Linked DNA regions of Mus musculus: regions 2 and 3 are each linked to region 1. The links are chromatin loops, found by intact Hi-C in ENCODE. Cell type or tissue: heart. All regions are shown on one strand. Each heading gives the region's core, and the rest is flanking DNA. Links, peaks and the distances in the headings are about the cores only.

Region 1 (8,385 bases), core at 187-8,186:
TGAAGACAGCTACAGTGTACTTACATAAAATAATAAATAAACCTTAAAAAAGAAAAGATTTGATGGTGTGGAAGTTGTATTGCTCTTGGAGGAGGGCTCAAATCCCATCCTTAACAGCAGTTAGCTCATTTTGGAGTACTTCAACAGCCAAAGCTGGTCCTGAAGAATGCTAAGCTGATTGAGCTAGCAAGACAGAGGGGCAAATTGATTCAAGAAGACTTCTCTTGTTTTTGTTTTTGTTTTTTTGACAGAGTTTCTCTGTGTAGCACTGGCTGTCCTGGAACTTGTTCTGTTGACCAGACTGATCTGGAAACTCAAGAAATCTGTCTGCCTCTGCCTCCTTAGTGCTCAGATTAAAGGTGTGCTCCAGCTGTTTTTAATTCTGAATCGCCCAAAACAATGTCCAGTGTGACAAGAAGAGGGATGAGTTAGGTGGCTCATAGCTCATTAGTCCCCTTTAAGAGGTAACTTGAACAGCTTTTGGGAGTTGGAAGCATTTATCTCCTGGTGTTTTGAGCTTACATGAGTGGAGCAACAGTTGGACTGCCATGGAAGAGGGTCCATCTAAGAGATCATGAGAAAACTTAATACTTAGCGAAGATCCAAAACATAAGTCAGGAGGCAATGACTGTACTCTTCATGGGGAACAGTCCTGTATGTTATGTTGTGTAGCTTGGTGTTTTTGTGGGTCTCCTAACAATGGGAGTGGGGGCTATTTACTCCTTTACTTGCTTTGGGGCCCTTTTCCCCTACTGGGCTGCCTTAACCAGCCTTAAAATGAGGGGATGTGCCTAGTCTTACTGCAACTTGATATGCTATGTTTGGTTGATATCTCTGGAAGGCCTGCCCTTTTATGAAGGGATATGATGGGGAAAATGGATTTGAGGGAGAAAGGAGGTGGAGAGAGGGTGTGAGAGGAGAGGAGAGAGGGGAAACTGTGGTTGAGATGTAATACATGATAGAAGAATTAAAAAGAAGAGAGAGGGACACACACAAGGTTATTGAAGAGACTATTACATCAATATCAACATGAGTAGATATAACATAAGGTTAAATACAGAATTAACATAAGGTTAAATGCCATCACACAGCTGGCTGGATCATGTACCAGAGTTCTGTAGAAGGATGAGGCAACTGTGATTTGCTGTTTGTTTACCTCAGACTCTTGAATAAGGAACAACCACCAGGAAGCTTTGTAACAGAAGTCAGTTAAAGTCAGCATCCAAGAAATGAATTTGAACAAAGTGTCCAAGTGACATTTCTTGCTTCTATGTATGATGAATTGTATTGTTGCAGTTGTTTTTTGTGTTTCAAGACACTGGATATCCTGGAACTCACTTTATATACCAGCTTGGCCTAGAACTCACAGAGATCAACCAGTTCTGCCTCCTGAGTGCTGGGATTAAAGGTGTGCACCACTACCCCTGCCAAGCACTGATAGACATTTTTTTTAAAAAAGATATATTTATTACTATATCCAAGTACACTGTAGCTGTCTTCAGATGCACCAGAAGTCAGATCTCATTATGGGTGGTTGTGAGCCACCATGTGGTTGCTGGGATTTGAACTCAGGACCTTCAGAAGAGCAGTCAGTGCTCTTAACCGCTGAGCCATCTCTCCAGGGCCCCCTTTTTTTGATAAACATTTTTATATTTCCTTTACATATTCAAAATACCAGGTATTATTTAATAAAACCATTTTTTGGTTAGAAACAATCTGATAAGGTAAAACTTTAAAAATTGGGACTGTTACCTTATATGACTGTATTTATTATGTCAAAATATGACAATAATATTTTATATGAATTTTGTTAACATTAAATCAGGATTACACAGTAAATGTATTTTTATATTGTTAGGCTATGTAAAAAAATACAATTTATTTCTAAGTTGTATTCTCCACAAAGAAATGATTTTCAATTTTTAATTTACAAAGAATACTCCAACAGGTAGTGGTGGTGCAAGCCTTTATTCCCTGTACTTGGGGGTCAGTGCTCCTAATCTCTGAGCCACCTCTCCAGCCTCCCAAAAATGTTTTTTTTTAAATTAACCCTACTAATAGAACCTTTTAAAATCTTTCTATGATATTTTCATTCCATAGATTCAACCGACAGATGGAAGATGAAAGCAATCAGTCATGTCAAATCTATAATTTATGATTCACGTGTATTAAAAGGCTAAAGCAAGCTCTCCTCCTTCTGTCAATGGGCAGCTCCGTAGTCCACTACATACCAACAGCACTGAGCATATTTGTTAATGTCATTTTATTTAAAAATAGATTGGTTTGGAAGCATAATTTGTAAAGACAGATAACCAAACAAAAGGAACTGTTGGCTTTTGGAATTTATTATTAGAAAACATCCTCAAAACTCCCTGCCAAGGCCTGTGTACTCCCTGTAGGCATCGAGGTGCAGGCCCTGGCCCTGAAGTTCTCCATCTGGGTAGAGACTATTTTATCAAAGTGCCACAGGTGAGCCCCAGTTGGAGAAAATCTTCATCTAAGTCACGCCTTCCTGAAGAATCTGAGGACTTCAGATATCACTTAATAGAATAATTTGCTGACTCTACAGATGTAAAAACAACTGTCAAAGACATGGCTTGGCTAGTCTAAAGAACTTTGCGAAGCTCTGAGTTTGATCCCAGAACGTCTGGCATCCTCCTTTATTGAAGGAACACGGTTAGGGTGTGTTTCCTGAAAGTTGCTTTTGCTAACAGGGTGGAGGGTGTAGCTGACTGAACTAGCAAGTGGGTCTCATAGCACTCACAGGACAGATTCCCCTGTGTATAGATAGCATCTTGCTATTTGTCTCTGCTCTTTAAGTCATTTAGGATGTGGTGCAGACTCTGAGATCCTCCAATGGACAAGAGAATCTACCTTTCCCACCTCCATTTTTTGAGACATGAGGAATAATTCATCTTTAGATAAGGAGGTTTTTGGCTTTGTTTGTTTGTTTTGGCCTACAAGGTGGGAACAGGTCAGGCCTTCTAGCAGGTTCTTCTTCCCATGAATCCTTACTCTGTAATGAGGCTAACACACAACTTACAGTTTTGTTTTGTTTTTGTTTTTTTGGTTTTTTTTTTTTTTTTTTTTTTTTTTGGTTTTCTGAGATAGGGTTTCTCTGTGTAGCCCTGGCTGTTCTGGAACTCACTTTGTAGACCAGGCTGTCCTCGAACTCAGAAATCCGCCTGCCTCTGCCTCCTGAGTGCTGGGATTAAAGGCGTGTGCCACCACGCAATTTACTCTGGTTGGATGATTTATGCCCCATCTAAGGAAACTACTGGGCCTTCTGCCATGCGAGCCTATTGTAGATTTAACCCATTGTACTCGGGCATTCAATGTTTTGAATATTTTTTTTAATCAAACAAACTTTAAGTTTACTGTACACTTGTTTTGACTTATGTACATTAGGTTTAATTTTGACAACAAAAGAGTATATAATGGGTAATGTAAATTGGTTTCTCCTTCCAAGCTTGTCTCTGTACATGTTACATTTGTACTTATCATTAACTTGTACTTCTTAATTATATTTAACAGTTTTCAATAAGTTAGTAACTCGCTCATGAATTATACACACCCCCGTTTTCTTGCTACATAGCCCAAGAACTCTAGGGAATGTTCAGCACTCTTGTCTCTACAGAACCTGGATTAGGAGGGGGAGCCACCACCCGCAGAGACTTTTGCACTTCTCAATAGCCCTCTGGACCAGGTTTAGTTATTAACTTCGTCAAACACATGGAAACAGCTCCGCGAGGTAAGAGTCGACTCTCTCGAGTTTCTCCTATTACGAAATCACTTCGCTCTTCTGAAACGAAGGTCTTGGCTGTGGCTCTATTTTCAAATTTTCCATGCAAAGCGGGCAGCCCTGTAGACGGTGGCGGGAAACGCCAACGGGAACTCGGTTTGAAGTCGGACTCAACGCCACGCCCCCAGCCTCCCCCCCGCCCCGCCCCCCCCACCTCCCCGCAGCCCCGGAGGAGGAAGTGGCGCGGCCACCGAGACGAGGCGGAGGCTGGGCTAGAGCGGCCAAGCCGGCTGAGCAGGGACTGGCGAGGGGCGGGGACTCGGGGCGGAGCCTCGGGAGCGGCGCGGGCTCAGGTGAGCGCTCTTCGGTGGTGCTGTCTGTCTGGTTCCTAGAGCCCTGGTGCGGAAGCTGCGCGAACTGTGGGGGCTCAGGTGGGATATCCTGAGGAGGTCCTGGGGAGATCTGTCCGGAATCTGGCCTCGGGCCGGGCCTGAGGCGCGCAGGGGCTCTGGAAGTGGGGGGGTTGGGGGGGGGAGTCGAGCGCCAACCTCGGGCTGAGACTTGAGGGGCTTGAAGGAAGGGTCCCTGAGCCAGGTTCGAGGCCCGACTCTTCTTGCAGTTCCCCGTGTGACCTTGGACCAGTCTTTCTCTCACCAAGCTTCCCGGACCGCAGCGGTGAAATGGAGGCAGGACGGTCCGCTGAGAGTTGGTACCAGTAGAGGGGTCGGCAAGGAAACCGCAGCCTTCCTCAGTTCTCTTTTCCCCAGGACATTGTTAGTGGACCGCGAGTCATGGGAGTGCATAACAGTTCGAGTGACCTTGGGCGAATCCCTTGTTTTGACGTTCCTCTACTTATGTGATGGACTAACCTCTTCGAATATCCCTGTACTATTTTGGTGTTCCTGATGCAGACAAAAACAAGGTAGTGCCCCTCTCACCACAAGCCTCCCTTTTAGGTATGCGGTAGAGAAAATAGCTTTAGAGGATGGACGAGATCTGAGCCCAAGTTCCCTTTAATTTTTAAAGCACACTTCTATTTGTTTGTCTCTCTTGGTAATTGGAGGAGCGATATAATGCAAGGGTTGGCACGCCTTTCAGCCGAACAACCACCAGTACCTTCAAGGTCTAAAATTAAAGAGCAAATTTAGGAAGCCTGACATCCTCGATGTTTTTATTTGTGTTTCAGTAGCAGGAAAGCAAGATGACTTCCCTGCTCCAAGATTGGAACAGCTGAAGAAATCACAAGACAAAATGAGAACCACAAAGGTCTACAAACTTGTCATCCACAAGAAGGGCTTTGGGGGCAGTGGTCAGTATTGATTGATATTTGGGGATTGTGTAAGTTGGCTGAAGTTATGATGTGCCTTAAAAATTACCCATATCACAAGGGAGACTGGACAGGTAAGAGTGGAGCAGTATCAGAGATCAGGGATGGTTGGAAATGAGAGCACAGGATCTTTTTGAAAAGCATTCTTCACATTCAGAGTTTGTTGGGTTGTATTTTGAATCCAGGTTTTACCATGTTTCCAAGGCTCATTTAGAACTCATTGTGTAGCCCAAGCTGGCTTTGAACCCATTATCCTCCTGCCTGTGTATCTGGAAATACTCTACCACACCTGAGTTAATTTTCCTCCTGCTTTTGTTTGTTTTGTTTTTGTTTTTCTTCTGTGTAGTGAGTGCTTGGCCACAAGTTTACTAGAAAAGGACTCTATGGACTGCATCCAAGTCCTTCCTCCTGGTTTTTTTTTTTTTTTTTTTTTTTTAATGTTCTTTACTTCAGAAATCAGAATTACTGACAAAGTGAGCTGGTTTGGTTTGGTTTTTGAGACAGAGTCTTAGAGCTCATACTGGCTTTGAACTCAGTATGCACTGGAGGCTGATCTTGAGTTACTGCCCTTCCTTCCGTCCTTCATACCCAAGTGTTGGGATTTCAGGCATGTGCTCCCACGTTGTTCTCCGTGGATCTGGATAAAGAACCCATGCTTTGTGCCTATGAGCAAGCACACTATCAAGGAGCAATCACTTCAGACCTCAATGAGTCCTTTTAAACTTTACATTTCATTTTTTGGATGGGCTCTTACTCTATAGCCTTTATAGGTTTGCAATGCTGACTAGACTGGCCTTGAACTTACAGAGCTCCTCTGTCTTACAGAGATAGTTTTGCCTACTAAGTACTGGGATTACTTAGTAATCATGCCTACCTACCTTGAATTTTTAGTCATTTACTTGTTTTTCTTCACCTTGTTTTTGAGACAATTCCTCAGTGATACCTGGGACTTGTTAATTTAGGCTAGGCCAGCTGCCCGGTGAAACTGAGTGATAGCATGTGGAAGCTCTCCCAGAAATGCCCCAAACCTTTTGTCAAATTATTGCAGTCCTCATGTTTAGTCATATCAACCCCACTATTTATGAAACTGGCCTAAAAACTTGTGAAGAATAGGCAGCTATTGAATAAATACAGAGATAGTTTCAGCAGAGGGAATAACAAGAATACAGGTATATGATATATGATATTATATATATATAATGTATATAGAGGTGTGTGTGTGTGTTTATAAGACAGATATAGCTTGGTGATAGACCTAGAAGACCAGTATCCCTATCAAATATGAAGACTGTGAGTAGGTAAAATCTCTTGTCCCCAAGGAGTTCTTTACATTATGAAATGATTAGTTGGCTGTAGTGGCTTGTGCCTGTGACACAGAACTTTCCAAGGTTGAGACAGGAGGATTGCTGAAAGTTTGAGGCCATCCTGCTGCAGAGTGTAACCGACTCTGTTTCCGAGGAAAGAAATAGGAGCTAGATCTGGTGGCGCATACTCTGAATCCCAGCACACAGGAGGCAAAGGCACTCAGTCTCTTGTGAGTTTGAGGCTTCCCTGGTCTATATAGTGAGCTCCAAGCTACACAGTGAAACTCTGTCTCAAAACAAATAAATAAGCAAAAAAGGAGGGGGGAGAGAGGAGAAAGAGAGAGGGAGAGAAAATGAAACAAATAAATCAATATGCTCAGAGAGCTTGATTTGGAAAACAGAAGTTCATCCCAGGGACTTCACACACATTGGAACTAAAATTGTCAATGAAACGTTTAAAATAAAAAATGAGATTGACTCAGTCAGTTCTTTACTAGGCTGATCCGTGTGGAGTATAATCATCTGTGAAGTCTATTTGATTTTGAGGTGGATGGATGGATGGATGGATGGATGGGTGAGTGGGTTGGTTGATTGGTGCTGAGGATTGGGTTTGTAGCCAGGGCCTTATGCATGCTCTGCAGTTACTCTGTTGGGCGATACCTTTACCCCGGGCCCTTGAGTTTAAAGGTTGTTTCGAGCCCTATTATGAACTAACACTTAGAACCTAGACTCGAGTTTTATAACACATAAGAGATGGTGAGCCTGATTTAGACAGAAGGAGCTCAGTACTAGCTCTTGCTTTAATTTTACTGCTGGTCTAACCTTTAGACAATTCAGTTTATCTCCCAGGTTATTTCCTTGCTCTTGTTAGTACTAAAGATTTATTATGAAGGTCTAATTAAGACAGTGTTTAAGGGATTTCTTTGAATATTACATAAATATGAGTACTGTGTTTGGGTCCTAGACTCTTTCTATCATATGGATGCCAGATTCACAGTCTTTTAGAGAGTAAAGGATGTGCCAGAGGCATAATTCCCCAAACCACTGGCTGCTTTTTCCATGGGCATATTAGAGCAGAGAGAGTGTGTAATTGGAGACAGTCCCTGAGTCCCTTCCAACACACCCATTTACTGTTGTGGCCCTAGACACTTTTGCAATTTCTTTCTTTTGAGCTGAGGTTGGAAACCAGCATGCTAGGCAAGTACTTTATCACTGAGTTACACCCCCACCCTGCGCAAATCCTTTAGTTCTAAAACTGGACTCAAAATGGACTCTCAGGGAAAAGGCAGAGCATCTGCTTACCCATGTGTGAGCCCTTGGTTAAGTTCCAGCCTTAGTATTTATAAAATAGGAAAACAAACAATCTAAACAAATGGGGGCTGGTGAGATGGCTTGTGGGTAAGAACACTTGCTGTCAAACCTGTTAACATGAGTTCAGTCTCTGGGTCTTACATGATGGAGGGAGAAAACTGACATCTGCAAATTGTCCTCTGACCTACACACACACACACACACACACACACACAAAACAATAACAACAACAACAACAACCAGAAAACAAAACCCAAATGGAACTTCAGTGTAACAACAAAAGTAAAAATAAATGTTGGGCATGGTGCAGCTTGCCCTGTGGTCCCAGCAGTCTGGAGGTGGAGACAGGAAGATGAAAGAGTTCAAAACTACCTTGTAGGATGGGTTTGATGTTACCTTGAGACACCTATGTTAGTCAAGAAAGTAAAAACAGGACCAAAGCTTGTTTGTGAGATGCAGTAGTAATACCAACATGATGGGGTGCCCTGTGTTTGCTCTCTGATGCTTTTATTTTGTAGAGGGTATGTACTAGAGCTTCAGCCCAACTCTGTGTACATGCTAAGCCTATGCTAAGCCTATACTCAGCTACTGAGCCACACTCCAGCCTGGTTGCCTTTTAAAATCACTAAATTGTCTTTCAGATGATGAGCTAGTCGTGAACCCTAAAGTATTTCCTCACATCAAACTTGGAGACATTGTGG
Region 2 (8,385 bases), core at 186-8,185, 160 kb after region 1:
GAAGGCATCAGGACCTGGAGTTACAGGTGCCTGGGAGCTACCTGAGAGCGGGGCTGGGAGCCGACTCAGGTCCTCTCCAAGTGTAGCTCTTAGCCACTGAGCCATCTTTCCAGTGCCCTGCAGAGCATCTCCTGTTGGAGAAACCGGGGGAGCAGGCTCTTTGAAGGTGGGATTTGCTGGACCTATGTCATGGGACATGCCTTTAAACCTTACACTTTGGACACAAAGGCAAAAGGATTACAAGTTTGAAAGTTCGAGGTCAGCCTGGGCTATGTGAGGAGAACTTGTCTACAAAAAATAAAATTAAAAAAAGGGGTGGGGGGAGGAAGCAGTACTGAAGAAACAGAAAGGCTCGGAGGCAGAGATAAGGACATCTTAGTGGGTAGAAATTTGTGGGCAGAGTCTGGGAACATGGTGTGCCCAAGATGTCCAGGGAGTGAGTAATGAGTTTTAAAAGTGGCTTCAGGCTCATGTTGTAAAGAGCTAGGTGGAAACTCTGATATCGTTTAGTAGGGAAGGATCCTTCCATAAGCCCTGCGCTGCAGAGCAACCTCCCACCCCACCCTGGGGCTCTGCCTTCCCCAGTGGCCTTGGCCCTCACAGATTGCTTTGTTTCCTGAGTCAGGGCCAGTCCACCACAACCGTCTGGAAGAAGCCGGGAGGCTGTAGCAATCTGTTTGCCTCCTACTAACATCCTGGGAAGGAAAAGATGGTTTTTTAGCACAGTTGCCTGGCAGAGAACCTTGGCAAAGACTAGTGACCCTCTCCTTTACTTCCCATTTAAGGAACCATTTAAGGAGCACTTGACAGTTACAATCTCAGCCCAGTACTCAGAAGACCCTCAGAAGGTCACGGGCAGTGGTGCAGACAGTGGTGAAGACACATCTGGGACCAAGTGTCTGTACTGTGCTGCAGTTGGCAAGCCGAGCACTTGCCTGGCCTCCTTCCCCCTTACCTTTAGAATGGGAAGAGTGCTGGCCTCACCTTAGCTAAATGGTAGTGTACTGGCAAGCTGCCGCCTCATGACTGCTAGGAAATGAGGATTTGTTTCCTTGTTTCATCGATAAGGTCTCAGTCATTGATTGATTGATTGATTGTCAGGGTCTCCCTTATGTAGCTCTGGCTGTCTTGAAACTCACTCTGTAGATCAGTCTCTGCTTGAACTCAGAGACCCACCTGCCTTTTCCTCAAGAGCCCAGAGATTAAAAGTGTGTGCCACCATGACCAGCTTTATTTACTTATTTGGAGTGCTAGGAATTAAGCCGAGAGTCTTGCATGTGCTTTGCAGGTGTCCTACCATTAAATTGCATTGTCAGGCCAACACCTATCTTTAGGAGCAGGCCTGGCTTTACCTCTTGCCATGCTGTTAGATTTTCCAAAGCCCCCAGACTTTCAGAGCTAGAAAGTTGAGGTCAGGACCTCAGGGCCATACCCACCCGCCCTGGCACTCCATCTTTACAGAAGGCTAACTGTCCACCAATGAGACTGTGATGGGTGCTCACAAAGCCCGAGGAATCCGCTTGCCTCTACCTCCCCAGCACTGGGACTCAAGCATGTTTCACCACACCTGACTGGCTTCTTACCACTCCAGGCTTGTGCAGAGGGCACTTTCCCTCCCCGGAGCTCTGCCTCCAGCACTGAGCACCGGCTACATGCTCAATACTGCAGTAACCCCAGCAAAGGTGCAACTGGCTCATGCCAGGCTCAAAAACTGAGGTTTGCTGGAACTCGGGGCACGTGCCCGCAACCTGGGAACTCCAGGGGGGATGGTAGGAGAATCACAAGTTTGAGGCCAGCCTGGACTACATGTGAGACTGTTTCAATGTAACAACAACAAACTTTCAAATAAATAAGGACCTGGCAGCCATGAGCTGGGATTTGAGTGGTTAGAAGGTCCCCATCTGTTAAGTTTCACCATATTTGAAGAGCCACCTCTACTAACACAAATCCTGGTTAACAAACCAGGCTAATATTTCCCCTAACAAGTATCTTAAGTGTGTGACTGTGTGACAGTGACAGGTGATATGGGGGTGGCGCATGCATATATATATATATATATATATATATATATATATATATATATACACACACACACACACACACACACACATATATATATCATAGCTGGGTGTGGTGGCGCACACCTTTAATCCCAGCACTCGGGAGGCAGAGGCAGGCGGATTTCTGAGTTCGAGGCCAGCCTGGTCTACAGAGTGAGTTCCAGGACAGCCAGGGCTACACAGAGAAACCCTGTCTCAAAAAACAAAACCAACAAAAACAAAAACAAAAACATGGCTCCTGAGCAGTCTTCAACATGAGCACACACACACACACTCCTCAGTGAACCTAAGGCCCCTTCTTCTGTGCTACAGTGGGCTAGATTTTTCTTATGTGTGTGCATGGCTTCTCTTTGTGTAACAGCCGTGTGTGTGTGTGTGTGTGTGTGTGTGTGTGTGTTTCAGACAGGATTTCTCTGTGTATCCCTGACTGGCCTAGAACTCAGAGATATGCCTGCCTGTTCCTTTGTTTCCTGGCTACTAGGATTAAAGACATGTTCCACCATGCCAGACTGTTTTGTTTTAATTGCACTTTTTCTAGCTTGAGGTCCAACCCAGGGACCTTTAGCACAGAACGACAGGAGCGGTGAAGGCTTAGTGTCCAGTCCATCGCCACAGAAATCCAAGAAGACACTGAAATTAGATTTTGGCCCCTCCACAAATAGGATATGTCACCTTGCCTTGAATTTTTGTTCCTTCTTCCACTGAGCATCAGGCCCTCCAGGCCAACACTGCACCTCTGACCTATAATCACTAATTCCCTAAAAAGATTTGAACCAGGCTAAGTCGACCCTGATAGTTGCCAACTTTTGGTTTTCCTAGGTTTACCAGGGTTGTAGATTGCACTTCTGCTTTGAAGAATGGGGGACCTGCTGAGCCTTTCCCGGAGTGGTTGTATGAAATAGGTTAGTGCTAGTCAAGGCCCAACAGTAAGTCAGGTCCCCGTAGGTATGTCCTGAACGCTACTCCGCTCTGCCAAGTTCCCTATCCCTTCCTGTGCAAGCCAGAGCTGGCCCAAGGTCAGTTTTAAGGATGGCACTACCCTGCAGTATTGTGGATTCTAGTGTGTCTGTGAGGGGCTGTCCCAAAGGGCAGGACCCACCCCACGCCGCTGACAGAGCTGACCGCTTGCTGGAGGTGGCAACACCCAACAAAGCCGCCCCTCGGTCCGGGGCGCCTCGGCTTTTCCATACAGGGTTATCTGCGGGTATCTGCTTCTCAAGCCCGAGCTCTATCATGGGTTCTGTAGCGTTTTCCTGGCCAGGGCTGCGACAACGCCTGCCTGCGGAACCACCATCGCCGCGCCCCAGCCGCTCCCCACCCTCCAACGCTGCGGCGGTAAACTGCAGTACTCCTAAGGCGCCTGCGCAGCTCTCCAGCGCGGCCCTCGCCGCGGCTATTTATAGTAGGTGACGTCACCTTAAAAAGACCGTTAGGGCTGGGCCGCCCCGCCCCCTCCCGTAGCTCGGCGGGCTGATCCGAGTGCGCAGGCGTGGTCGCGTCCTCCCCGCCCGCCCGCCCGCCCGCGGCGCCCCCTATCCTCTCTCGGCGGCTCCGCGGCGCTCGCCACAGCGCGTGCAGCCAGCCAGCGAGAAGGCGCGAGCGGCGGCGCAGCCTGCAGCCTCCCGCCAGCCGGCGAGCCAGTGCGCGTGCGCGGTAGCGGCCTCGGCGGCGACCGGGAAGCGGACGGGCGGGCGAGCGAGCGAGCGAGTGAGCAGGCGGTGTGGGCGTGCGAGGCGAGGCCGAGTCGCGAGCGACATGGGGGATCGAGAGCAGCTGCTGCAGCGGGCGCGACTGGCGGAGCAGGCGGAGCGCTACGACGATATGGCCTCCGCCATGAAGGCGGTGAGCGCGCTGGGGAGCCGGGCGGCCGGGGGCTGCGGGGCGGGGCGGCCCGAGCCTGGGCGGCGGCTCTCTCCCTACGCGCCGCCACCTTTTGGGCGCGGCGGCCGCTGGACTCTCCGTTTCCTGCGGCCTGGCCGGGGCGGGGTCTCCCCGGGAGGCCTCTCGGTGGCTGGCGGGCGGGGGTCGCCGTGTCCTAGCGCAGAGCCCCGGTGGGGGAGGGGGTGCCCGAGGAAAGGAGGAAGTCGCGTTCCTGCTTCTAGACCCTTCTGCCGGACCTGGGCGAAAGGCGCTTTCCTTCCACCATTCACCCACTTGTAATAAAGGCTCATCCGCGAGTGGAGACCCATCTCCTGGTTTTCTCTACTACGACCGGTTTGGTTTGCTTGTCTGAAGTTGTTTTTTTCCCCCACTTTCCACACCTCGGGTCTGGCTTTGTGTGGGAAGACCCCTTTCCAGCAGTCCTGGGCGTGAAGGAGGGTGTGGGTCCCTGCATACATCCCAACGGTCCATGCTGCGTGCCTTCCTGGAGATGAAATGAAAACGAAGCAACCCTGGGGGCCTTTGCATTCCTGAGACCCTCAGAGATGGATTCTGGAGCTTGATTTCCGGTAAAGGAGACCTGCCCAGCCACACCCTAGTCAATAGCTTAGCCTAGAGCCTACCTGCCTACCCAAGACTTTGGAGTTCTGTTACCACATCACTATAGACAACTCTTCACATCATCCTGGGTTTTTTCTAAAAGAATATTTCTTGTCAAGGTCACACAGTGGCAGAATTACAACTGTGGCCACCTAGCTCTTAAGACTAGGGAGAAAATTTCCTTGGATTCCACCTTAGACTTCTAAATACATAAACATTTTTGAGGGTGAGACCCAGAAATCTGCATTTTAGCAGCCCTTGGGCAGTTTTTAGCTGACCTAAGTATTAACTGCCCTGAATTGTAGCTCATATGACCTATGGCTAGTCTTTGAAAGGCTTTCTTAAACCCACATACTCCATACACATTTAATTTGGAAATTGTATTTTGATACTACATGAAATAGAAAATTGAGGCCAACATTTAGGATTTTCTCAGGTAAGAACAATAATCAAGTTAGCTTTCCTCCAGGGTCCTTGTACACATTCAGCAGGATGTCTCTGGAATCCAGCAACATCACAGGCAGGCCATTTGTTGATTCCTTGGTGATACTGATTTCAGCATTATGGTATGCTTTTCTGGTTAGAAGCATTCATTTATACCAGGGAACATTCTAGGTTTGGGGTATGAATTTTTCTGAAGAAATTGTGGATTCTTTGAGAAAATGAATTTAAAATAACAGTTTTGCAAAATTTTTTGGAAACAAGACTGATATTACTAAAGTGTACCCTGAAAGCCACCTCTATCCACACACCAAGTCACTACTAAATGTCTAAATGTTTCTGGTATTGTGCAAGTTGAGGCCTCTCCCTGAACAGCTGGCTTAGGGGGCCTTTGCTCCATATGTGAGTGGGCTTGGAGGTTTGGGCAGTTTAGGGAGGACCTCTGAAAATGAAGAGGATACACAGTAAAGGGGAAATGGCCATCAGATGTCTGGAGCTATCAACTATCCTGAGGTGGGAAGAAAGGAAAGACTAGAGAGAGATTATAAGAAAAAAACAATTTTAGCAGGAAAAAAAAGAAAAGGTTTCTGGTGTGTTTCTAAATGGCCTTGAAGAGTGTTCTGCAATTTCCTGCTTGTATCCACAGATGTTCTCCGAGGCATTGAGGAAACATTTTGCAAAAGCTAATGGACCTTTGTGTTTGAAATTTATAATCTATGTCTAAAATGATTCATCAGTTGGAAAAGATATCAAACATTGAGAATTTAATATTTGTACCATCAAATTTATGGTAAAACATTCCCTCAAATAAACTGTTAAAAACGAGGAGTATTTTCTATCAGAATTCATGTTTGTCCCACCTGTATTAATGGGATGTACTTTTATCTCATTTGCCTGTTGGTATAGTTTGTAGATGAAATTCTTTTTTTTTTTTTTTTTTTTTTTTTTTGGTTTTTCGTGACAGGGTTTCTCTATGTAGTCCTGGCTGTCTTCGAACTCAGAAATCCACCTGCCTCTGCCTCCCAAGTACTGGGATTAAAGACGTGCACAACCACTGCCCGGCGTAGATAAAATTCTTAATAAATGTTAATGAGTCACCCATTAATAAACCTTAATTAAGCTTTTGGGAAGAGTGAATTCTAGTAAACTTATATTGTTTGCTTTAATTTTTCCCCTTTTAGATAGGGTTTCATGCATCTCAGGCTGGCCTCAAACACATTAATAGATGAGGTTGGCCTTGAACTCCCGATGCTGCGGCCTTAACTGTCAAATGCTGGGCTCACTGGTGCGAACCACCGTGCCTAGCTTATCTCGGGGTGAATGTGGCCTTGCTTTCAGGCAATTGAAAGGCAGGTAAGTATGTAGTTCTAGAGAGTGAAACAAGACACTGGCTGGATGGGATGATCTGAGGCCATTGTTCTGACTTTGAAAGTTAGTTCTCCTGGCTTCACGGTCTCTCAAGTATAAAAGTAGGAATGTTTGTACTACAAGTCATTTTTTGGTCTTTAATCTTCAAGGTTTTCTCTCAATTTAAATGGTTTAATCATATTGCTATAATGTTTCTTAATCCAGCAGCGTCACCTGGAGGACAGTAGTGGTAAACCTTAGGGATTGTGGCTGGGCTTGGAGCTCAGGTGGTAGGGAAGTTGGCCTAGTATGTTGAGGGCCCAGTTTTGATTCCCCAGCAACCTTCCCTCAGTACATTAGAAATAGTGGTGTTCCTTCAGATGAGTTGAAACTCAGTATGAAAAGTCAACACATGCTTCTGAACAGAAGCTCAGTAAAGAGACCTTTAAGCTTTTCCTGATCTCATACCTTGCCAGGTTGGTGGGGTTTAATGTGGACTCTGAAGCAAGCTTATTAAGTGGGATGAAATGTTACTGTAGAAGGACTAGGATATCAGGAAAAAGGGAAACTAGGCCTCCGGTGAATATTGGTAGGTAGAGAGGTGGGCATAATTCAGTCGCTTCTATTCCGGAATCAGTTATATCAAAACATAGGTGGTCATTGTGAAATTATAAAATAAAAACACCGTGTCGTACAGTCTTAGAGTCTCACTGACTTCAAACCCAGGATCCTCTTGCTCGGGCCTCCTGAGTGCTTGGCTTACAGGCTGTGCAGTCACACCCAGCTGCTGTAGTCTTAGTGTTGGCAGAGCATAAAGAGAAATGTTGGATTTGATGACTATGAAATTCAGGATGCAGAAGTGCATTTAAGGAAACATGAGTTGGACAAGAAGAGGTAAAGGCTCTTGTTGCCAATAGCTGGGAGATTGTGAGAAATGGGAGAAGCAGGTGCTGTGTAAAGGTGAATGCCCCGGGGAAGGCATAATCCTATGCTTTTTTCTTTTTTCTTTTTTTTTCCTTTTTTTGAGACAGGGTTTCTCTGTATAGCCCTGGCTGTCCTGGAACTCACTCTGTAGACCAGGCTGGCCTCGAACTCAGAAATCCGCCTGCCTCTGCTTCCCAAGTTCTGGGACTAAAGGCGTGTGCCACCACTGCCTGGCCCTGTGCAATTTTAAAGGTGTAACAAAAACTGACAATATGACTTGAAATTCCCTAAGTGGACCAAACTGGTCTCTGCCTCCCAAAGTACTGGGATTAAAGGTGTGAGCCACCACTCATGGCTAGTGTGAAAGCCACTTTAGTGCTGTTTGAAATAAATGAAAGCTATGAGAGACTTGTTTTCCACTAGCTGGGCACTGAAGTTGTATCTTTACTATAAGCTGAGGAAATAGTGTAGTACTACACCTCCCCTTTAGAAATGTGTTAGGGCCAAGTCTGATGGCTCCTGCCTATAAGCCCAGCACTTGAGCTTGCATAGTTATTGTGAGTTCAAGATTAGATTAGTTACTCAGGCGGTCTAAAAACAGTAAAAAGTTTTGGAGGAGTACCCCAGTGTTTTTGTATTGTATTCAGCAAGTTTATGGCATTTATTGGTTTACTTTCTAGGTGCTTTTTGGATGGGAGCTGTTAGTCTATGTACTTACTGTTTGATTTATACTAATACTTTGTGCTAGGGATCAAACACAGGGCCTTGTGCGTGCTAAGCATATGCTCTACTGCTGGTTGACCCCTCGGCCCTCATGCAATGTCAAAACAGGTGTTTGCAGATACTGTTTGTAACAGCACCATTTTACAGATGATAGATGTCTAATAGTTAATTTTGTCTTGGTCATGTAGTTGTTCCTCGCGTGTTGTACAGTGTCCCATGAAGTTACAGGATAGTTTGACACATGTTCTGCTGCACTAACCATTGTCCCAGTGACTTTCTATAAGGGCACTTACTGAATGTATCTGCCAAGTTTGATTAAAAGTAGAATCTACTAGTTGTGGCTTTGCTACAGTAGACAAGTATGAAGAGGAAGTATGTAGGTCTGAACTTTTTCTGTTCTGAAGGTCAG
Region 3 (8,385 bases), core at 111-8,110, 78 kb before region 1:
AATGCCTCCATAAGATGAGTCTGCAGCCAAGCTTGTAGGGCATTTTCTTAATTAGTGCTTGATGTTGGAGGGCCCAGTTTACTGTGGGTGGAGTCATCGCTGGGCTGTGGTCCTGGGTTCTATAAGTAAGCAGGCTGAGCACAATAAACACTTTTCTCCCCAAGCTGCTTCAGTCAGGTGGTTCACCATAGCAAATAGAAACCATATCGCAACAGGCTGTAATCCATGCGGTGGGTAGGACAGTAAGTACTAAAGACCAGAGAAAGATGGTACAGAGTAGCAAGACCAGAATCAGGCAGAGGGGCTGGTCTTCTATCTTGAAGACTGTTGTGTCTGTCTGTGGCAAGTAGACAAGAGAGTGCCAAGAGTCAAACAAGATTGGTACTGTGGGCAATCATGGTCTGGGGCTGTTTGGAGAGTGACAGATAACAAGAAATGGGCAGATAGGAGGTGCTTTGTTTTGTTTTTCAAGACAAAGTTTCTCTGTGTAGCCCTGGCTGACGTAGAACTCACTCCGTAGCCCATGCTGGCCTCAAACTCACAGATCCGATCCTGCTTCTGCCTCTCCAGTGCTGAGATTAAAGGTGTACACAACCACCACCCACCTAGGAAGTAGAGTGTGCCTTTCTAAAGGGCTGGATATAAATGAGAAAGGATGGACCTAGGTTTGATTCCCAGTATAAAAATGGCAGTTCAAAACACCCATGTCACCACAACTTCGAGGGATTCAATGTCCTCTTCTGGCCTCCATAGAAATCAGACATGGGGTACAGGCAAAATATCATAAACATTAAATAAATGTTTTGGAAAAGAAAAAAAAGATTAAGGCCCAGAGAGAAGAACAGATAAGCTCAGTCAGGTGTTTCTTCTACCAAGGGTGTGCATCTTCACGCATGCGACTAAAGCCAGGTGCAAAGACACACTCTCATAATCAGTTCTTAAAGGACCAGCTTGGGGGACACAGTGAGATCCTTTCACAGAAGTAAAAATAAAATGAGATGAAGCACTTGGCTTTGGCTCAAATCCTGTGCAGCCTCAGGAAAATGTTAAATTCTAAGCCTCAGTTCCTTCAGTTGTAAAATCAGAACTGCCCTCATTAGCAGTAATCCCACCATGTAATACACCTGGTCCAGGGCCTGCCACCTGCCTACATATGGCTACTACAAAAAGTAATGGCACTAAAACCATTTTTAGGGATGGAGAGATAGATAGCTCAGTGGTTGAGAGCACTGGCTACTCTTCCAGAGGACCGGGATACAATTCCCATCACCCATATCCAGCGCACAACTGTCTGTAACTCTAGTTCCAGGGGATCTACAGACATGCATGCAGGTAAAATACCAATGCACATTAAAAAAAATCCTTTAAGATTTACTATTCATGTATATGAGTGTTTTGCCTGCATGTATGTGCATGTACCACTTGCATGGATGGTTCCTGAGAAGCTCAAAACTGGGCATTGGGTTGCTTGGAACTAGAATTACGGATGGTGAATGAGCTGTCATGTGAGTCTGAGAATTGAACCTGGGTCCTCTGCAAGAGCAGCCAACATCCTTATTCTTTTTTGTTTGTTTTTTCAAGATAGGATTTCTCTGTGTAGCCCTGGCTATTCTGGAACTTCCTCCCAGACCAGACTGGCCTGGAACTCAGAGATCCACCTGCCTCTGCTTCCTGAATGCTGGGATTAAAGGCATGCGCCACCACAACCTGGCACAGCCAGTGTTCTCAGCCAGTGGGGCAACTCTGCAACCCAAAACTTTTTCAAAAAAGAAAGAGATATTCAATTACCACACACTGGAATTCTTAGTATATCCTCTTCATTACCAATGTTCACCCTATTTCCAGTTGTAAGATGTCTTTATATTGTGTTTTGTCTACATGTATGTCTGTGTACCTCATGTGTACAGTGCACACAGAGGACCCAAGAAGGCGTCAGATCCCTTGAACTGGAGTTACAGATGGTCATAAGCCACCATACATGTGTGAGAATAATAAGTGCTCTTAACGGCTGAGCAATCTCTTCAGTCCCACATAAAAATCTTTTTTTCCTTCTTCTTCTTAGTTTTATTTCCACAAAAGGTCACAAACAGCCAAGGAGGGCAATACATTTTGCCCAGAAACAAGTATTTGTACATCTTTAATTTTTACAGAAAATTGCCAGGATCAAGAGTGTGTGTGTGTGTGTTGTGTGTGTGTGTATCTGTACAGCAAGTGTCTGCAGTGCCTATGGAGGTCAGAAGGTTTCAGATTTCCTGGAGATGGAGTTACAGATGGTTGTGAGCTGCCATGAAGGCTATGACTGTACCTCCAATTCCCCTGAAGAGCAGCAAATGCTCTTAACCACTGAGCAACCTCGCTAGCCCTGTAACACATTTTTAATATCACCATGGGTCCTAACATTTTACCTATAGTCCTTACTTCTCTCTCCTTCTTTCAAAAGCTAGGAGAGTTCTAAAGCTGAACTGGTAGGTCTCTTGAAAAGCTTTATCCAACACTGTACTTGATATTAAAATATTACCCTTGTCTATTAAACTGTAAGTTCCTTAAGTATAAGGCTAATTGCAAATTAATTAATCAGTAAATTAAATAATGAATGTGGGTAGTGTTTATGCATGTGAATGGGGAGGTCAGAGGACAACTTTGGGGGCCATTCCCCATGAACCATACAAAAACTTGTTAGGTTTGTTATGTTTTATGGTTTTTTCTTTATTGTTGTTTTGCTTTGATATGGGGTCTGAGTATATATTTCTGGCTGGCTGGCAGTCACTATGTAGACCAGGCTGGTCTTGAATCCAGAGAGATTCACCTGCTTCTGCCTCCTGAGTGCTGAGATTAAAGGCGTGCATCTTGTTCTTTGATACAGGGTCCATCACTAGCCTAAAGGTCACCAATTAAGCTAGAATGTTTTCTTCTGGCCTCCATGGGTACCAGGGCACACACAGACATACATGCTGGCAAAATATTTACACACACACACACATTTTAAAAATTGAGCAATGTTGGTGGTGTAGAGATGGTTCAGCAGTTAAGAGAACCAGAGTTGAGCCAGGTGTGGTAAAGCCTTCAATCCCAGCACTTGGGAGGCAGAGGCAGGCAGATTTCTGAGTTCGAGGCCAGCCTGGTCTACAGAATGAGTTCCAGGACAGCCAGGGGTACACAGAGAAACTCTGTCTCAAAAAACCAAAAAAAAAAAAAAAAAAAAAAAAAAAGTACCAGAGTTTGGTTCCCAGCATACATGTCAGATGGCTCTCAACCACCTGTAATTCCTCCAATTCCAGGAGACTCTTGATGGTCCTATGGACACCTGCAACCACCCATATGCATACACACACACGGTGTAAAAAGGTAGAAGTAGTCTTTGCCAAAAAGAAATAAGTATGTAGGCTATTAAGTAACTCAGCCAAGTTGAGAACTGTTTCTTCTCTCTCATTTGGGTTAAGAACTCTCTCCTCTTCTCCCCTCCTACCCTTCAAAAAAGAATAAACAGCTGAAACATGCCAGTAATCTCGGCTTTTTGGAAGCACTTGGGAGGCTGAGGCAGGGGGATAGCTGTGATTTCGAGGCCAGCCTGGGTTACCTAATGAAACTGTCTGGAGCAGACAAAAAGCCAAATGAACAGTCACAATAGATGCCTCATGTCGCTCTCCCACTTCTAGCTGCCTAGGAACTTAAGTAACCCAGACGTTTGGGGTCAGCAGGATAAGGACCACAATTCCACCACAGACTTTTCAGATAAAGAAACCTAATTCTTTCGCCTCAAAGCTTTAGAACCCCAAGTGAAGGTCGCTTTGCCGTGCCGTGCTCTTCCAGGTTACACCAGCCTGGTAGGAAGGCAAACACCCGTGAAAAGGAGATCGACTCTGCTTCCACTCTAGAGACCAGCGGGCAGCAGAATATGGTGGGTTTGGTTGTCCCTGTGCACTTTCACCCAGCCTTTAGGCCACACCCATTTCACGGTCCACGCGGTGGCTTGTAGCACCTGTTCTGAAGCCGAAAGGTGGCTCCGTGTCCTTCCTGTCAGACCTACTCGCGGCGAGCCGGCGACGAGAACTGGCTTCGCTCTCAGAGCCTGGCTTGGTCTGTGCTGATCCCTACCCCAGCAGCCTCCCGCCCGGCCATACCTGCTCCGCCACAGCACACCTCCACGAAGCGAGCGCACACACGCGCGGCCCCCAGACGCCGCCATCTCGCCTCCTCCTGAGCGGACACGCCCCCTTCCGCCTTCGGACGCACGCCCTTGTCGTCACCGGGCCAATCAGGAACGTGAAAGGCTGGGCCCGGAAGCTTCTGCGTACGGCTCCGCCTCTGCCGGGCCCACCCCCGCGGAGTGTGTGGGCAGGCGCGCCGGGGCGATGGGACAGCCGCTCCTGTGCCCGAAAAATCTGAGCCACCTTGTGCTCAGTCACGATGTGTGCATGGCACAAGGATGCTGGCGCCCTCGGCGGCCAGAAGAAGGCGTTGGATCCCTTGGAACGGGGTGTCTATTCTTATCTCATTGATGGGGCTCCAGAGGCGAGGGGTTTATGTAAGAAATATGGAAAGCTGTTAAACTAGGCTCCCGGTGATGGTGCTTTCTCCTGTACTTTCCAGTTATGAGGGGAAAACGAATTTTTCAGTGGTACATAACAGTTTTGTTTTTGTTTTTGTTTTTTTTCCTAAGCGCTGGAGACCCGCAGCCAGCCCTTGGATATTATTACCATTTTAAAGGTCTGCGAGGATAAGCAACTTTCTCAAGGGCACATTAACCCCACAAAGGGCTCGCAAATTGTATAATAATAGAAAATCCAGTATTTCTACATCATTGGTGTCAAAACCCATGATCTGAACACCCCGCCCCCCTTTTAAGGCCCTAGAAAAATGGTTGAACCTGAATGCAAAAACTGAAGGAAGGCAGCCCTGATTTTTCTTCTAGTAAACACCAAACGGATAAGCTAATTAGTGCTTTAGATTAATTCTGGATAGTTACTTAAATTCACTTACAGCAAAACCAGCCACTAAAGAGAACCTAAACCGGGCTTGGTGGCACACCCCTCTAATCCCAGCACTCAGGAGGCAGAGGCAGGAGGATTTCTGAGTTCCAGGCCACCCTGGTCTACAAAGTGAGTTCCAGGACAGCCAGGGCTACACAGAGAAACCATGTCTCGAAAAACCAAAAAAAAAAAAAAAAAAAAAAAAAAAAAAAAAAAAGAGAGAGAGAGAGAGAACCTAAGAAGTCACAAGTTTGGTAATTCAAGGCAAACACCTCCCTTTGTCATACTTTTCCAGAGCCTGGAAAAGAAACACACACAACATAATTTTGGTATGGAATTGAGTGTTGTAATTCAAATGATTGAGGTGAGTTATTTCAAAATAACACTGGAATCCCAGTATTTTGGAGTGTCCTGAATTCCAGGCCAGCCTGGGCTACCTAGACCCTGTTTTAACAAAACAAAACAAAACAAAACAAAAACCCTAGTTTTATATAACACTATTTTTTTTCAATTCTTTAGAAAACATGTTATAAATATACTGTATATACCTTTTTTAAAAGGAGCAAAACTAAAAACACATAATAAAAAGAGGTGGTGAAATGGCTCAGTGGTTAAGAGCACTAGTTGCTTTAAAGGACCCGGTTCGATTCCCAGCACCCAGATGGTGTATCACAAGTATCTATATCTCCAGTTCCAGGAGATACCATGCTCTTCTGGCCTCTGAGGGCACCAGGCATGCAAGTTGCAAGCAGGCACACGTGCAGTTAAAACACTCATGTGTGCAGGTTCTGGTTGTGGCCAGAAGGCATTGAATATCTTGTAATTGAAGTTATAGAGAGTTTGAGTTACCTAGTGTGGGTACTGGAAACAAGGTCTTCTAAAAGAGTAGCCAGTGCTCTTAACTACTGAGCCATCTCTAAGCCCTGAGAAATTTGATATATTGGATTTGACAATGACTTCTTGGCTGTAACACCAAAAGCACAGAGAACAACAAAAGATAACTGAACTTCAAGGTTGGAAAGTTACCTCCTTTTTGCATCTACTAAGCATATTATTTTACTATTATTTCTATTACTTGTTAGTGTGACCACATTACATTTTAATTATTCATTTAATGTGTATGTTTTGCCTGTTTATATGTATATGCACAACATACATGTATGGTTAGATCTGGAACTAGAGTTGAATACCATCCTGTGGGTACTAGAAACTCGAGCCTTCTGTAAGAGCACCCAACATATGTTCTTAACCATTGAACCAGCTCTCTAGCCCCAAATTAGAATTTTATTTTTTTGTGATTTTAAATTATGGATCTGTGTGTAGATATGCCACATTTGTAGGTGTCCTCTTAGACTAGAGGTGTCGCATGCCCCCCAGAGCTGCTGGAAACCAAACTCAGGACCTCTGGGAGAACAGTGCATGCTCTTTTTTTCTTTCTTCCTTTTTTTTTTTTTTTTTTTTTTTTTTGAGACAGGGTTTCTCTGTATAGCCCTGGCTGTCCTGGAACTCACTTTGTAGACCAGGCTGGCCTCGAACTCAGAAATCCGCCTGCTTCTGCCTCCCGAGTGCTGGGATTAAAGGTGGTGCTTATCCCTGGACTGGTGGTCCTGGATTCTGTAAGAAAGCAGGTTGAATCACTTCTCGGCCTTTTGGCTAAGATCAAGTGAAGAGAGCAGGCTGAGCAAGCCATGGGGAGCAAGCCAATAAGCAGCACCCCTCCGTGGCCTGGACTTCAGCTCCTGCCTCCAGGTTCCCGTCCTGACTTCCCCTCATTGACTGTGACTCAGGATAAAGCCAAATAAGCCCTTTCCTCCCCAAATTTTTGGTCATGGTGTTTCACCACACATCAGACATCCTAAGACAGTGTGTTTTCAGTGATTAGTACAGGGAAACCCTGTACTATAAGCTCTGCTCCTGGAGCTGCACAGAGCCAGACAGTGTGTTATCAGAACCTGAGCGGCCACTACACAGGCCCTTCAAGAAATGGCAAGGATAAGCCGGGCATGGTGGCGCATGCCTTTAATCCCAGCACTCGGGAGGCAGAGGCAGGCGGATTTCTGAGTTCGAGGCCAGCCTGGTCTACAAAGTGAGTTCCAGGACAGCCAGGGCTACACAGAGAAACCCTGTCTCGAAAAACCAAAAAAAAAAAAAAAAAAAAAAGAAATGGCAAGGATTGAGAGAGGAGAGATTAAACAGCTTTCCAATATTAAGGAGGCTTTTGAGATGGACATGGGCAGGTCTGTGCTCCACTTACACATAGGAAAACCACTCATTCATTCGTGAAGCCTTTCTGAGGCACCATCACCTAGTCACACTCTGGGACACAGTCTGAGAAATGTGTCCTTAGGTGTTTAGGTGCTTTCTTGTGTGAATGTCAAACTGTGACTGCCAGTAGTGCATTTACACAACCCTAGATGGTATGGGTCTGCCATTCAATGAGGTTGTGTTCAGAGGGAGGGGGCTGGAGCCAGAGCTGGACCCTGAGACACTGGACACCCGAGGCACCAGCTTTACCACCCGACTAGGTTCCTGGCCCCTGTGGCCACTTGATGCTCTGAACATGCCATGCTGAGGTTGCTACCTGTTAGTAAGTTTTCTGACTTTTTACTAAGATTATATTCTAGTTCGGCATTGTAGCACACACCAATAATTCCAGTACTCAGGAGGCAGATTCTCAAGCAGATCTTTGTGAGTTTGAAGCCAGCCTGGTCTGCATAGTGAGTTCCAGATCAGCCACATGGTGAGAATACATGGTGAGACTCTTTCTCAATAATAAATAGATAGACAAATAAAAAGAATGGACTCTAATACAATAAAAACTTACATAGATCAGTAAGCCATTTATTAGCACTATCAAGTATGTACTGTACACAATTGTGCTACATTTTTACAAGACTGGCAATGCACTGGCTTGTTTGCACCAAGACCTGAGTAAAACACATCATCACAGCTGTGACCTCGCTAGGTCCCAGGAATTTTTCAGCTCCATTACCATCTTATGGTAATATGCAGTTCACTGACCAAAACGATATTTAGGCGGTAAACAGCTGTAAATATAAAACATTGTTCTAGGTACCAAAGAGACCAGAAGGGTCTAGAGCTAAGAAAATGAAAGGTCCTGACCTTGTAGAGCTTTTGTTATAGTTATTAGCACAGACAGGGGGGAGGAGCCATAACAAAATGCCTTGGGGTGTGCGGGCAGCAGATATGGAATGGGAGGGGACCACGTTCAAGACCAGCGATCTGGGAATGTAAAGATCTGGATGACGTGATGGAAGTGACCATGCAGGAATGTGAGGGAGGTTCTGGCACAGGAGAGGCAAGCACACCTATTAAGGTGGGAGGGAGCATGTCTAATTGGAATATTACCGGGAAAATTCAAACCTACTACCAAGCCCTAAAGAACAAAATAGCC

The links. Hi-C counts contacts between places; a loop is a spot of excess contacts. Peaks named below come from ENCODE experiments on the same cell type or tissue, not always from the same donor. Only the 100,000 strongest peaks of a DNase experiment are listed, where the experiment ranks them.
Region 2: it touches region 1 in a loop (2.3-fold over the local background); 5 of 42 quality-filtered maps call a loop at or near these places.
Region 3: a loop joins it to region 1, with 5 times the contacts of the local background. A loop is called at or near these places in 8 of 42 quality-filtered maps.

The regions. Positions count from the first base shown.
Region 1 is chr5:32,859,649-32,868,033 of GRCm38, forward strand. Depdc5 (DEP domain containing 5) reads left to right here and starts at 4,073. Exons shown (of 43, transcript NM_001170567.1): 1 at 4,073-4,173; 2 at 4,929-5,051; 3 at 8,326-8,385. The coding sequence starts at 4,994. In heart, for the core only: no CTCF peak of the experiment used is centred there; a DNase peak (open chromatin) is centred at 4,023; H3K4me3 peaks cover 1,981 bases; H3K27ac peaks cover 1,507 bases.
Region 2 is chr5:33,015,253-33,023,637 of GRCm38, forward strand. It overlaps Ywhah (tyrosine 3-monooxygenase/tryptophan 5-monooxygenase activation protein, eta polypeptide), which reads left to right and starts at 3,564. Exons shown (of 2, transcript NM_011738.2): 1 at 3,564-3,902. The coding sequence starts at 3,816. In heart, for the core only: CTCF peaks have their summits at 3,458 and 6,578; a DNase peak (open chromatin) is centred at 3,499; H3K4me3 peaks cover 3,217 bases; H3K27ac peaks cover 2,897 bases.
Region 3 is chr5:32,781,428-32,789,812 of GRCm38, forward strand. It overlaps Pisd (phosphatidylserine decarboxylase), which reads right to left and starts at 4,199. Exons shown (of 8, transcript NM_177298.3): 1 at 4,122-4,199. The coding sequence starts at 4,186. Prr14l (proline rich 14-like) reads right to left here. Exons shown (of 11, transcript NM_194340.2): 11 at 7,780-8,385. In heart, for the core only: a CTCF peak has its summit at 4,408 (motif pointing right); a DNase peak (open chromatin) is centred at 4,264; H3K4me3 peaks cover 1,725 bases; H3K27ac peaks cover 1,497 bases.